2 separate regions of the Homo sapiens genome follow, and region 1 is linked to region 2. Evidence: chromatin loops called from intact Hi-C (ENCODE). Cell type or tissue: A673. All regions are shown on one strand.

What was found. Peaks named below come from ENCODE experiments on the same cell type or tissue, not always from the same donor. Only the 100,000 strongest peaks of a DNase experiment are listed, where the experiment ranks them.
Region 1: a loop joins it to region 2, with 2.8 times the contacts of the local background. A loop is called at or near these places in 10 of 110 quality-filtered maps.

Annotation. Positions count from the first base shown.
Region 1 is chr3:172,472,757-172,480,756 of GRCh38, reverse strand. No RefSeq gene overlaps it. Among named protein-coding and RNA genes, the nearest start is that of GHSR, 28 kb to the right of the region's middle. In A673, a CTCF peak has its summit at 3,272; a DNase peak (open chromatin) is centred at 3,276; H3K4me3 peaks cover 888 bases.
Region 2 is chr3:170,957,044-170,965,043 of GRCh38, reverse strand. No RefSeq gene overlaps it. Among named protein-coding and RNA genes, the nearest start is that of EIF5A2, 52 kb to the right of the region's middle. In A673, a CTCF peak has its summit at 3,317 (motif pointing left); no DNase peak of the experiment used is centred here; H3K27me3 peaks cover 343 bases.

The DNA.
Region 1 (8,000 bases), 1.5 Mb before region 2:
GTAATATTGGCATTCCCACGTTTATTGCAGTACTATTCACAATAGCTAAGATATGGAATCAACCAAGGTGCCCAGCAATGGATGAATGGATAAAGAAAATGGGGGACATATACACAATGGACCATTATGCAGCCATAAAAAAAAAGTATGAAATTCTGTTATTTGCAGCAACATGGATGGAACTGGAGGACATTTTTTTTAAGTGAAATAAGCCAGGCACAGAAAGACAAATATTATATGTTCTCATTTATGTATGGGAATTAAAAGAAAAAATTGACCTCATGGAGACAAGAGAGAGTAGAATGATGGTTACCAGAGGCTGGGAAGAGTAGCGGGGAGCAAGGGATAAAGAGGGGATAGTTAATGGGTACAAAAGTAGAGTTACTCCCCCTGAGTAAGATCTAGTGTTTGATAGCATAATAGGGATACTATTGTTAACAATAATTTGTTGTATTTTTCAAAAGAACTAAAATGGTGCTTTTGGAGTGTTCCTAACACAAAGAAATAATAAATGTTTGGGGTGATGGATATCCTAATTACCCTTATTTGATCATTACACATTGTATGTTTGCATCAGTACATCACATGTACCCCATAAGTATGTGCAAATATTTTGTATCCATAATAATTAAAAATAAAAGAATTTTAAAAAATAAAAGGTAAATCAAATAAGAAACAAAAAGATACGATAAAGTTCTGTTTCTTAATGTTACTGAAGCACCAGGGATTCAGTGTAGGTCCTGCTGCTGGCCGCACAGAAAGCCAATCACTGAGACAATTATTGCCAAGAAAGAAAACTTTAATCAGGTGCTACAGCTGAGGACATTGGGGATCAGTCTCAAATCCATCTCCCTGAGTGACTAAAATTAGGGGTTTATATAGCAGGGAAGAAATGTAACTATGTGTGAGAAAGCAGGAACTGGAAAGGGGTAAGAAAGCAATCATAATGAATGAGGGGCCTGGAGTCTCATTGTCCTGATGCCATGATGTGGTGAGTCTCAGTTCTTTGATACTGTTTGAGAGGCCTGGGGGTCCTTTCCCGAGGAAGGAACTCAGATAAAACAAAGGTAAGTTTCACACTGTAAGATCAGAAAAGTCTATTTCTACGTTTATCCAAAGAAAAAAAAAACCCAAAAACTGTTCATGGGACTATTGGGTTGGATTCATTAATTTTATGTGGGTTCATAGGGCTGGTTCTCTGTAGTATCTTTTTTTACACCTTACACATACATTATAATTTTGCAGTTTAAATCTTACCTGAATAGTGTTGGTAAGCATGCCAAACCAGGGATTTGGGGGGGTAATGCACTACTCTTTGGTCCAACCAACATTTTTAAAAACTTTATTGGATCTTATAAATTGCACATGAAAGGTATGTTTTTTATTATGAGTGAAATGTAGAAATGTATGAAGAAAAATGTTAAAAATCTGTAATCCCCCCACTCCCTTCCCATCATGAAGGATCCAATATTAAAACTCTGTGTCCTGGCTGGGTGCAGTGGCTCATGTCTGTAATCCCAGCACTTTGGGAGGCTGAGGCAGGTGGATCACTTGAGGTCAGGAGTCCAAGACCAGCCTGGCCAACATGGTGAAACCCCATCTCTTTCAAAAATAGAAAAATTAGACAGGCATGGTGGCAATGCACCTGTAATCCCAGCTACTTGGGTAGCGGAGGCAGGAGAATCACTTGAACCCAGGAGGCAGAGGTTGCAGTACAATCTCCAGTGAGACTCCATCTAAAAAAAAACCAAAAAACCAAAAAACTCTGTGTCCTTTCATATGTTTCTCCCTGTTCCCAATATTCTAGCTTAATTAATTTTTTGTTTTACAAATGGAAATATATATACATACATATATAGGTATATGCATATGCAGTTGTGTATAAAACTCAGCAACTCATTCCTTTAATAGTACATAGACTCCTTTCCAGATCAAAGTATACAGATTTAATTGGTTCTTTTAAAATACTGCATAATAACTCATTGAATGAATAGATTATAATTTATTCCAAGATTTGATTGTTCCCAATTATTTGTCACTACAAATAATGCTACAATAAACATTTTTGTCATTGATCTCAACATTCTGGATTCCAAATTGGGATTTCTGGGCCAATTTAACATTTTAGATGTTAAAAATACCTGTCTGGCCTGGCTGAGACAGCACATATCTGTAATCCAAGCATTTTGGGAGGCTGAGGCAGGTGGATCACTTGAGGCCAGGAGTTTGAGACCAGCGTGGGCAACACAGGGAAACCCCATCTCTACAAAAAAATGAAAATAAATAAATAACTCCCTGATTACTTCCTTAATCTTTTGTAGCACATTACACACCTAGCAACAGAAAATGAGAATGCTCTGGTCCCCACATCATCACCAGAGTGAAATATTACTATTTGTGTTCCTGTTTGCCAGCCTGATGAGTGAAAACAGTATCTAATTTTTGTGTTAACCACCAACATTCTTTACCTGCTGCTTCCATTCTGGTCAGCAAAGGTGGTGCAGGTACAGTGGCTTCCTAAGCACACTGCTTCTCAGTACCTCCTGGTGAGCATTTAAAAATGCTGATGCTCAGTCTTCCTCAGAGACCTACTGAATTGGAATCTTCCTGTGTTTGTTTACGTTTTAATTTCCACAAGTGATTCTGATACAGCTAACTTGGCACCTGTTCACTGACAGGCAACTGAAAATCACGAATAGAACCTATGTAGACTTGAAAAACCTACATTTCAAACCCTGTGGTGTGCGAATTAAGTATTTAAGAAAACAAGATACCCAAGTGATCATTCTGATTAAATGTTCAAAAATTCAATTCACCTGCAACATTTTAATTCTATGAATTGTTTTAACAAGGGATGATGCCTGCATGTTACTTCCTCTGCTTCAGAAACTAAAGCCTAAGATACGGGAAGCAGCTGTGGACTGGCTATTTTTGAAGGACAGTTTTCTGGACAACTGTGGATTCCTTCTTGTAGAACATGAATACTGATCTTTTTGACAATGAAATAAGGTCAAGAGAGTCTTGGCCTCTCATCGCTGGACTCTGTCCCATCCAACCTCCTCACTTGAAGCATAGAGAAAAAACTGCTACTCCAATTTTTATCAGAATGGACCTAGACAGGGCGAGGGATTTCTAAAGACAATGGCCCTTGAGGAGAGGTCAGCTCAGCTGTTTGAGAGGCGTGAATAGCAAGGCAGGGACATTCTCTCCTCTCTCCTTGAAACCAGACAGGGGGCAGCCACCTTGTTACCACACACTATGAGCTGCCACCAGGTGGCGAGTTTCCCTTATTTTCCTCAAAGCCCAAAGTACTTGAGAGAGAATAAAATGACTTCAAATTCTGGTTAAAATGAAAGTGAAGAGGAGTAGTTTATATCTGGACCATAAGTAATCAGGGATGCAGACGAGATAATCAGAGCATTGTACCGACATGTCCTGATTGAGATCTTGCCACCAATGGCTTCTGGTAGTTATGTCATATCCTCTCTGTGTCTCCGTGCCTTATTTATTCAAATGGGGATAATAACAAAACCCAACTTGTAGCGGTTATTAGGAAATGATTAATATGAGTGACGTGCTGAGATACGGCCTGGCAAGTTCTAAGCATTCAATATGCTTAAAAAAAAAAAAAAAGAGGGAGGCGGAGCTTGCAGTGAGCCGAGATCGCGCCACTGCACTCCAGCCTGGGTGACAGAGCAAGACTCCGTCTCAAAAAAAAAAAAAAAAAAGGAAAGAAAAGAAAAGAAGACGAAGAAAACCTCTGGTACAGAGGTTTTACAGCCTCATTTTAATTGCTTTCATGCTGATTTTGATTTCAGATTTCTCTTTATTCTTAAAATCTCCCAGAAAGTCATATTGACGTCAAAATTGGAAATGACCTAGTTAAAATAGATAAGTATAAAACAGGGCTCAAGTACGTCCTGTTTTGAGAAAAATCAATGTATAAAACCCTCAAGTTTAATAAAACAGATAAATTTAAGAGATTACAAAAGAGCATTTTAGAAAGAAATGAATAGCAGTCTTTCTTTAAAAGTAAGCTTCCTTTCTGCATTAAGAATTTGGTTCAACTTGTGAAACTCACTTGCTCCTAACTGCCCTGTGAAGTGAGATGAACGCATCCTTAGGATACATTGGGAAGATGAGCATTCTGCTTCTGCAACGCCTGCTTCCCCTTTTTGCACACGTTCCCTTCCCTACAAACTTGCCACACTGCCTGCCTGCCTGCAACCCATCCCCTTTTGTCTCCCAATCCTCTCCCTCCTGGAGGGGCACAGGCAATGGATGAAGATCAGGAGGATATACAACACAGTCCATGGTACAGGCTGAAGGGTGGAGAGGAGTCCTCCTCTTTCCCCCAAGCTCCAGGAAGCTCATCACATGAGTGGAAAGTTGGAGAGTGACCTGGGCGCGGTGCTGTTTACACTTGGGCAGACTTCTGGTTGGGGGCAACTTTAACTCCAGGGAGTTAATAATAATCATGTGGGCAGGGCATGGTGGCTTACCCCTGTAATCCCAGCACTTTGGGAGGCGGAGGCGGGTGGATAACCTGAGGTCAGCAGTTCGAGACCAGCCTGGCTAACATGGTGAAAACCCATCTTTCCTAAAAATAGGATGTGGTGGCGAATGCCTGTAATCCCAGCTACTTGGGAGGCTGAGGCAGGAGAATCGCTTGAACCTGGGAGGCAGAGGCTTCAGTGAGCTGAGATCGTGCCATTGCACTCTAGCCTGGGCAACAAGAGCAAAACTCTGTTTAAAAAAAAAAAATCATGTGGAAGAGGAGGAGGAGCCGTCTATTGAACTCTTTCTCTGCTATAGTTAGTTGTTGGCATGCTCCCTCAATTCCCAAAACACCTTGTGTGGCCCTGTGACATGGGGACAGAGATAAGAAACTGAGGTCACAGAATTATTATAGTCAGTGAAAAGTCTTGGCCTTAGGTTTGTCTCAAGTGTTAAACTACTACTGGGATGGAATATGTCCAAACCGAAAAAGGGGTTAGGTGAGATGAGCGTTTCTATGTAATTCTGGGGGAAAAAAATAAAAAACCACAGTGTTAGCCTAAGCTCTACTCACACGAATACAAACATAATCTGCTTCTGAGACACTTGCGCCCCTAAATCAAAACCGAAGTCCCTTAATATTCTCTCTTCGCATGTTCTCACTTATATGTGGGAGCTAAATGATGAGAACTCATGGACATAAAGAAGGGAACCACAGACATGGAGGCCTACTCAAGGGTAGAGGGTGGGAGGAGAGAGAGGAGCAGAAAAAATGACTATTAGATACTAGGCTTAGTACCTGGGTGATGAAATAATCTGTATAACAAACCCCCATGACACAAGTTTATCTATGTAACAAACCTGCACATGTACCCCTGAACCTAAAATAAAAGTTTAAAAAAAAGAAAAGAGAAAAAAAGAAGACAAAAGAAAAAAGACAGTTTAGTGTAACATATTAGCATAAATTTGGCATCAGATCTGTGTTAGAAACCCATTTCACTGCTTAAAATCTGAGTAATTTGGGGAAAACATCTCTGAGCCTCCATTTCTTCCCTTATAAAATGAGAATATTATCTACTTCTAGCATTAAAAGAGTTAACTGAGTTAACATATGTCACCAAATTTATATCAGGGCCTTGTGGCCTGGTCTCAGTCTCCATGTGATATTCAGATGAATACAATCTAATATCTGAAAGTAAACAAAAGTGATTTCAATCTTCATACTCATGTCTCTTAGACTATGATGTGGGAATGAATGCCGAACCCACAACATCTCTTAAAATTTTTTTCTGGTTCCTTTGCTCTGTCTCTCATTCCATATCTCTCCCAAAGTGTTGCTCCCATTCCCAAAACAAAACTTCCTTGAAAACCTGAACTTATTTTCCTCCTTGCTCACCCTTTTCTTCCAATCTCTGTTTTTTCTTCTCTCTATTGAGGAGAATTTGACCACATACTCATTTCCAATTATATTTCTTTCTGAACTTGACTCTGTTTCTGCATCACAAAAGCCTGCAAAGGGATTAGAAAGGGTGAGGGGGAAATGAGACCTAAACATTACTGACAGAATTTTCTTAAAATTAACTATCATTTTTTACAATGGACTTTGGGGACTCGGGGAGGGGAAAGGATGGGAAGGGGGTGAGGGGTAAAAGACTACAAATTGAGTTCAGTGTATACTGCTCAGGTGATGGGTGCACCAAAATCTCAAAAGTCACTACTAAAGAACTTACTCATGGAACCAAATACCACCTGTTACCCCAAAACCTATGAAAATAAAAATAGTTTTCAAAAATTTAGTATCATTTTTAACATAATCGGCCTACACATGCAAAGCTACTTGCTGTGGCCTGATACAAGAGCAAGTATGAAAATAAATAGATAATGTTTTATTTCCTGTTATATTATTGACTTGTAAATTTTCAATACTCTTTCCTCACTCAGTAAGCTACCTCCAGAAATATTTGTATCCTCCTCCAACCCCACACTGCCCATCAGGTTATGTTAGGAGCTTTTTTCTATAAAATAATATTTCTTCATGAAGACAGTAGTGCTGGAAAAAAATATGGACCAGAAACCAAACAGGGGGAATCCTGGGTAAGTCAATAATTTGTCCTCAATGGCGACCTATTGGCCTTTTGGACAAGCTATTCCTGGTCACGTAGGGCTGTCCTTCTCAAACTCCTGACCTCAAGCAATCTGCCCGCCTTGGCCTCCCATGAGTGCTGGGATTACAGGTGTGAACCACCGCTTCCAGCCTTGGGCTGTCCTTTGCATTGCAAGATGTTTAGCATCCTTAGCTCTGAGGTTCTATGTGGCTGTAGCTATTTTTTACTCAGATGACTCTATTCACTAGCAGTGGGCTTTTGTCCATCATTTCCACTTGCCTAAGGGAGTAATTTAAGGATTTCTTTCTATACATAACATGTTGTTCTTTGGGAAGTTTCTGATTTTAATGACTGCCCTTTTTCTTTTTTATATATAAAATTAAGATTTATTTACTTTAATTATTTATTTGCACTAAAGGACTAGATTTTTTCTTAATAACAATAAGATCATAGTTTATATTGACAATTTAAAACATAATCTTGGAAGCGATGGCTAGATTTAGAGATGTTTGTGAAAAGCCCTCCCATACAAAGCTTATTGTATCCACTCAACACATAATCAGATCCTGCAGTATTTAGACATTAATTTTTATCATTAAGTAAACATTTGAGATTCAGATAACTTTGTTTTACTCATTTATTCGCATCTTCTCTCATTTTACTCTTTCTTTTTGTCACAGGTTTATCATATTCCTATCTTTTACCCTGCATAAACAAATTGTCCCTGTTTTTTTTTTTTTGAGATGGAGTCTCACTCTGTCACCCATGCTGGAGTGCAGTGGCACGATCTCGAATCACTGTAACCTCCGCCTTCCGGGTTCAAGTGATTCTCCTGCCTCAGCCTCCCGAGTAAGTGGGACTACAGCCACCTGCCACCACACCTGGGCTGCAAGTGCATGCCTCTACGTTCAACACTTTTTTTTTTTTCTAGAAACAGGGTCTCATTTCGTTGCCCAGATTTGTCTCGAACTCCTGGCTTTAAGCAATCCTCCCACCTCAGCCTCCTAAAGTGTAGGGATTACAGGCATGAGCCAACATGCCCACCAGTCATTTGTTTTAAATATTACTTTTTTTGGTAGACCAATTTAAGTCTGTAATTTTCTCTAAGTATTATTCTGTTTATCATACATTTTTGACATATAATACTTGTATTTTCAATGAGTCCTAAATTTTATATAACCTAACTTGTTATTTACTCTTGAAACTAAGGATTGACAAGGCACGGTGGCTCACGCCTGTAATCCCAGCACTTTGGGAGGCCGAGACGAGCGGATCACGAGGTCAGGAGTTCGAGACTAGCCTGGCCAATATGGTGAAATCCCGTCTCTACTAAAAATACAAGAAATTAGCTGCGTATGGTGGTGTGTACCTGTAGTCCCAGACACTCAGGAGGCTGAG
Region 2 (8,000 bases):
CTATAGCTCCTACTGCCCAAATTATTGATTACTGCTTACCGCAGACAGCAGTGGCATGGCTTGGACAGTGCCAGGCCACTGAGGGTTGCTGCATACCAAGTGGCCTCTCTACCACTCTCATTTCCTAATTGTCAATGCCAACTACAGCCAAAGTACCACTTAGCTGAAGGCACCAGCATCTTTTATTTTGGCCTAGCTGCTTCAGCCAGTGCTTGGCCTAGTGCTTCAGCACTAATCTGTCATTCATTTAAGAGTGGTTCACAACCCTGTCTGTACATTAAAATCACCTGTGAAGTTAAAAAAAAAATTACCCAGGACTGCTCCATCCCCCAGGTATTCTGGTTTATTTGTTCTGGGATGAGACTAGACATAGTCTTATTTTCAAAGCTCTTCAGGTGAACCTAATGTACAGGCTGGATCCAGAACCCCCAATTTAAGAACTCTGAAAGGGTATACACCAAAATATTCATACTGGGTCTATCTGGGTGGTAGAATTACATAATAAATTCTACTTTTTTGTTGTTCTTGTTTTATCTTTAAAAGCATGCAAGTGTTTAAGTTGTGTATGAGAAAGGCTTTTTTTTTCCAAAAAAGTAACCCTCAAATTAACATAAAATTAAATTTCTATTTTAATTAATAGTCCCAATTTGAAATAAAGTTGGGGTGAACTATGTAAGTAATAATATTTCTTTTAAAAATAAATGGGATTAATGCAAACAACATATACTCCAAATGCGGGAGACTTTAACATTCTATCATGATTTCAAGAATTAGAGTCCTCCCTACCCATAAATAGCTCTATCAGGGTCAGAAACCCTTTTCCCTACCCTTTTCACTTATCCATATCAGGGACAATGACTCATCCTCATATACATATCTGGGCCCCCTTGGGATTCATCTCAGCATAGACAGGAAAGATATAAAAGACCCCATTCTGAAAAAGATTGAGCTTAAAATCTATTACATAAGATGCATATGCTAGTGGCTTGATTTGACTTATATAGATCTGGGACATATATGCCTGCCAACTATAGGTATTGGAGTTCTCTAAAGTCCCCTACCAGGGGAAAACACTCCTTGGTGAGATGTGTACACTGAGTATTTAGGGAGATTTTATGTAAATTGGTAAAATTTTAGTTTCTTTAACTACAAAATGTCTCTCACCTGCTTTCCTTCTCACTGGGCAACTTCCTCTTTATTAAAATTGACATCATCACTTATTATCCCATACAAATGTGCTTGTTCAGCTCCCACAATAAAATGTCTGGCCCAAAATGCCAATAGAGCTAAAGCTGAGAAACCCTAGCTTATGTATATATATGACCTCATTTATATTTTCTGAGGGCTACTTTGCTCACTTGTAACATGGGAATAAAAATACCTTCAAGGTATTTTCTGACCCTTGAAAACATAAATGATTTACTCAAGAGTACCTATCTAATAAACAATAATACTAAATATTGGACCCAGATTTCTAAATGCAGTTACCTTTCTATTTCATTACAATCTTGGTATCTACTAGATTCTTACAGCTCTCCTACTTGTATTCCCGCCTCCCTCCTTTCCTGAGCATGGTAACCCCACTCTTCAACCCTCATTTTTTTCTACCTGGCTTTCTTACCTTTTCTGACCTCCGATACTGTCTTCTCTTGGGTTATCATTTGGCCTTCTTATCCTCTGGTTCTATGTTAGGCCCAAGTAACAATGTTAGAGCCTGAAATTCCTTCCTTCATTAATGAATGTACACAATGGAATAACATTAGGAATATAATTTCTCTCCTAAATATTTTTATTGTTTGCTTAATATAGGTGCTCAGAGTTAAAACTTAGGGGGAAAAAAGATAGCAAGAGAGAAAATTTAAATCGGTCAATCTCCAAATCTAGAAATATATCTCTGCCATCAATTTTAGTATTTTCTCTATGCAAATCTTTTCTTCTATTAAAAAGCATTATGTCAACAATATGGTGTATTTTTTTTCCTATAATAACACTGGGGGCCTCTTTCTATGCCACTAAATATTGTTCTCGAGCACCATTTTTAATAGCTCCATAGTAATTCATTGTATGGATATATTAGAATGTCTTTAACCAACTTTGTATTGTTGGTTAGGCTGCTTCTAATTTTTAGCTTTTACAAACATATTTTGTAACATATACGAAATATTCTTAAAGCAAATCTTTGATCATTCTTTTCATGTTTTTACCTAGAAGAATATATAGATCAAATGACATTCAAGAATTTAAGGGTTTTGACAGACTCAAATTGAAAGGAAATTTTACTTCAAATTGATAACTTTTTTTTTTGGTAGGTGGGGCTGCTAAGCCATGAACATCCTTTATCCAGGTTGGTTTCTCACTATGGTGGCCTCTCATTGCTTATCTGTGAAATGAACAACCAGAGTAAGGCTGGCAGTTGGTGGTAATTAGTCAGTACTTTTACCACTACTATAAACTACTTCTGAATAATCTTGAAATTCAATTCCACTGACCTTTAGTAAATTCCACATCATATTAAACACAATCCAAAGACTATAAACATAAACTGCCTACCTTGGAGGTGTTTATAATTTAGTGTACACACATTATTATGTAATACAAAATGTTATCAGTTTGGTAAGAAAATTTAAAAGTGCTGTAGAAAGAGGAATATTTCTGAGTAAGGTGTTTGGGGAAATTGTCATGAGGGAAATGATATTTAATTCAGGCTTCAATGATGGGCAAGGTCAGATTTTGAACTGGCAATAGGCAGAAGGGCATTGGGAGTATGGAGACACACAAAGCAGAATAGTCAGTGGCAAGAAAGTGTATGACATTTATTTGAAAAAAAAAGGACAGCAGTCAATGTTTCTCCTGAGTAGGGTTAATGCAAGGCAACAATAATAGATACACTGGGAAAAGAAGATTGGTATCAAACTGTAAATTCTTTGCTGAGGAGTGGAAACTATTTGGAGGGGAATAGGGAGCTGATGAAGGGGACAGAAATGCTGCACGAAGGTTACTCTGTGAGCAGTGTGGATCACAGTGGCATCTGGTGTTGGGAATTATCACAGTAGCTCTTTTGTGAGAAGAAAATAAGGGCCTGGAAATGAGAAAGGTCGAAGAGAAGGAAACTGACAGCCAGAAAACGTATAGCTGAACCTCTTCAAATTGTGTAAAATATAATAATGCAAGCAAGAGTAAAATTGGCAAATTTAAAAAGCTTGATTTATAGTCTATGTTCCTCCCACCCAAATTTTTCCTAAATTAATATGCAACTGTCAGCACAGATTGTTTGCTGTTAATTTAACTACATTTGAAAAGCTTTAGCACCACCTGGTGATGAAAACTCAGATCGACTCCAACAACCCTAAATTCCATCTTTTTTTCTGCCAAGTTTTTATTTTGAAAACATTTCAAACATACATAAAATTTTAAAGAATACTGTAATAACACCCTTACACCTTCATCATATTTACCAATTGTTATGTTTTGCCACATTTGCTTTAGTTCTTCCTCTATGTGTTGAACCATCTGAAAGTAAACTACAGACACTAAAACAATTCAAAAACTGTCAGCATAAACTTCCTGAAAGGATACCCTCTGCATAATGACAATACCATCTCCTTACCTGAAAAATTAATAATTTTACACCATCATCTAATATGCAATCTATATTCAAATCTTCCAAGTTTTCATCAAAAAAAATGTTTTTAAGTTTGCATTTTTAAGGCCAGAATGTAATCAAGACTTACGCTTTGCATTTGGTTGACATGTTTCAGGGGTCTCTTTTAATCTAGAGCAATTCTCACTTTTTATTTTGGCCTTCCATGGAGGCCTTTGCTGACTATCTTATCCAAGATCCACCCTACCCCCATTGGGGTAGGGTGCTTTTCTGTCTTTGCTTTTCTGCCCCCATTTTACTTAACATTTATTGACACTTAGCATTTAGCGGCTTTCCCTCTTCCTTTTTTTTTTTTCTTGCCTGTCTCTTCCCACTGAAGTATCAGCTCCATGAGAAGAAGGATTTTGTTTGTTTTGTTCACTGCCCACTGCTCCATCCTCAGTATCCAGAACAGTGCCTGGTATACAAAAAGTGCTCAATAAATACTATCTGTTGAAGGAAAGCATTGACCTCTGGGAGTTTGATTATTAAATGTCTTGAGGTAATATTATTTGGGTTAAATCTGCTTGTTATTCTATAACCTTCTTGTACTTGAATATTGATATCTTTCTCTAGGTCTGGAAAGTTCTGTTATTATCTCTTCAAATAAACTTTGTATCCTGGACTCTCACTCTAATTCTTTTTTAAGGCCAATTACTCTTAGATCTGCCCTTTAGGGGCTATTTTCTAGATCTTGTGGGCATTTTTCCTTTTTTTTTTTTTTGAGATGGCATCTTACTCTGTCGCCTAGGCTGGAGTGCAATGCGGCGATTTCGGCCTACTACAACCTCCACCCCCCCGGTTTCAAGCAATTCTCCTGCCTCAGCCTCCAAAGTAGCTGGGATTATAGGTGCCTGCCACTGCACCTGGCTAATTTTTGTATTTTTAGTAGGGACGGGGTTTCACCATCTTGGCCAGGCTGGTCTTGAACTCCTGACCTCGTGATCCACCCACCTCAGCCTCCCAAAGTCCTGGGATTACAGGAATGAGCCACCGCGCCCGGCCAAGCAGGCATGTTTCATTCCATTTTATTCTTTTTTGTCTCCTCTGCCTGTATATTTTTAAGCAGCCTGTCTTCATGGTCACTAATTATTTCTTCCACTTAATCCACTTTGCTGTTGAGAGAATCTGAAGCTTTCTTCCATTTATCAATTGTATTTTTTAGCTTTGGGATTTTTACATGATTTTTAACAATTATTTCAATCTTTTTGTTACATTTATCTGACGGGATTCTAAATTTCTTCTCTGTGTTATCTTGAATTTCATTGTCTTTTAAAACACCTATTTTGAAATCTCTGAGAGATTACATGTCTCTGTCTCTCTGGGATTTGCCCTTAGTCTCTTATTTAGTCCATTTGGTGTGGTCATGCTTCCTGGATGTTTCTGATGCTTGTGGATGTTTGCTGGTGTCTGGGTATTGAAGAGTTAGGTATTTATTCCAATCTTTGCATTCTGGGCCTGTTTACACCTGTCCTTGAGAAAGCTTTCCAAGTATCCAAAGGGAATTGAGGGTGTACAGCAAATCACCATGGCCACATGTCTACCTATGTAACATACCTGCATATTCTGCATCTGTATCCTGGAACTTAAAGTAAAAATTTAAAAAAAAATTACGTAAATGTGTTTAAGAAAACTACCTAAAGCCAGGGAAAGAACCATCTGAAAGAATAAAGGACATAATGTGTAGAACTCACACAGGCCTGGGAACAGTGACTGTTCCCACCAGCCAGCTGTAAGAATCTCATAAATCAGGGGCATTGAGTAGAGTACTCAGGAAGGCATTATCTCAGCACTGGGAAATATTTAGCTCTAGACTGAGTGCTGCTCTGGACCCACCTGAAAAATCATAAGAGCAAGACCTAAAAAAATCAAATTGTTTCCAAGTAACTTGATTGTATCTGAGAACAATGCTCAAGAAAATTTATAGGAATACAAAAATATCCAGCACTCAACAAGTTAAAGTTAACAATGTCTGACATCTCACCAAAGATCACCAGCCATGGAAAGGAGAAGGAAAACACAACACATAAAGAGAAGACTAATCAATGAATAGAAATCAACTCAGGACTGACGAAGATGTTATAATTAGCAGAGAAAGACATTAAAACAGCTTTTACATATGTTCACAAGGTTGAGACCTAGAAATATAAAAGAGATTCAAATCAAACACAATAACTAAGATAAAATATACAGTGGATGGGATTAATGACAGATTGGACATTGAAGAAGTTTAGTGAATTTGAAGGAATAGCAATAGAAACTATCCAAAATAAAATACATGGAGAAAAAAGAACATATTTTAAAAAGAAAAAAAATTAGTGAGTAGTACAACTTCAAGCAGCCTCATGTACGGGCAATTGGAGTTCACAAATCAGGGAGGCTATAGAAAAAATGACTGAGGAAATAAAGGCAAAAAACTTTTCAAATGTAATAAAACCATAAACCCACAAATTCAGAAAATTCAATGAACCCTAGGCATAAGGAACATGAAGAAAACTATACCAGGGTATATTATAATCAAATTGCACAATTGTGGTAATAAAGAGAGAATCCTAAAAGCAGCAAAGGGAAAAAACATGATTAACACAGAGAAACAAAGATAAGAAAGACATCAGATTTTTAGTTAGAAACAAGGTAAGTCGGTAAAGCAACATCATAAAGGACTGAAATATAAAAACTCTCAACCAGAATTCTATACCTGGTGCATCAGTTTCCTAGGGCTGCCATAGCAGAGTAACACAAACTGGGTGGTTTAAAACAACAGAAATGTATTTTCTCACAGTTCTGCAGGCCAGATTCCAAAATCAAGTCTGAAATAGAGGTGATGAGGGAGCCATGCTCCTTCTGAAGCTCTAAGGAAGAATCTTTTCTTATCTTCCCAGATTTGTAGTGGATGCAGACAGATTACACATAACTCTAATCTCTGCTATTATCTTCACAAAGCCATCTTCTGTCTCCCTACTTTGTGTGTGTGTGAGTGTGTGACAGAGAGTAAGTGTTTGTGTCTCCGAATCTCTCTCTCCTTATAAGGACACCAGTTATTGGATTTAAAGCACGTGTAATCAATATGACTTCATCTTAATTTGATTAAATCTGTAAAGACCCTATTTCCAAATAAGGCTACAGTCACAGGTGCTAGGGCTTAGGACATTCACACATCTTTTGTAGGGACACAACTCAATACACACCACCTGACAAAAATATCTTTCGAAAATGAAGATAAAGATTTTTTTCAAAGGTACAAAACTAAAAGAATCTGTCACAGCAGACCTGCACTATAAGAAATGTTCTGTATTAAATAATGTCCTTTAGTTGGAGAGACCATCATACCAGATAGAAATCTAGATGTATATAAGGAAAGGAAGCATACAGAAATAGTAACTACATGGGTAAATAAGGCCAATTCTTTTTTTAACTATTATTTAAATCTCTTTAAAGGTATGAAAATCATAACAATTATTGTATTGTTTATAACATATATTCAAGTAGAATCTTTGAAAAAATAGCAGAAGGTCAGGAAGGGAAGTATCCTAGTATAAGATTCACGTATTTATATATTATATATACATATAACACACTTTTACCTTGAAAAGTAAAAGATTTACAGTATAAATCCTTAAACAATCCCTAAATTAATAAACAAGGAGTTATGGCTAATAAGCAAACAAAGGAGATTATTGGGATAATTTTTTAAATACTTGATGAATCCAAAAAAGTCCGGAACAAAAGATAACTATCCAACTCACATGATAATGGCATTAATCCATTCATAAGAGCAGAACCATCATGACCTCATCACCTCTTAAAAGCTCCACCTCTTTATACTGTTACAGTGGCAATTAGGTTTGCAACACATAAATTTTAGGGAACATTCAAACCATCACTTTAGGGAAATGGTAATCAAAACTACAATGATATGTCACTTCACACCCATCAGGATGGCTATTATTTAAAAAAGAAAAAAACAGAAAAATAACAAATATTGGCAAAGACGTGGAAAAACTCGAACTCTTCTGCATTGCTGGTAGAAATGTAAAATGGTGCAGTGACTGTGGAAAACACTATGTCAATTCCTCAAAAAATTAAATATAGAATTATGATATGATCTAGCAATTTCACTTGTGTGCATATACCCAAAAGAAATGAAAGCAGGGCCTTGAACAGATATTTGTATATCCATGTTCATACCAGCATTATTAACAACAGCCAAAAGGTGGAAGCAATTAAAGTGTCCATTAATGTGTGGACAGATAAACAGAATGTGGTACATACAAAGAAATATTGTTCAGCCTTAAAAAGAAAGGAAATTTTGACACATGCTATGAGGTTACTATGCTAAGTAAAATAAGTCAGATGCAAA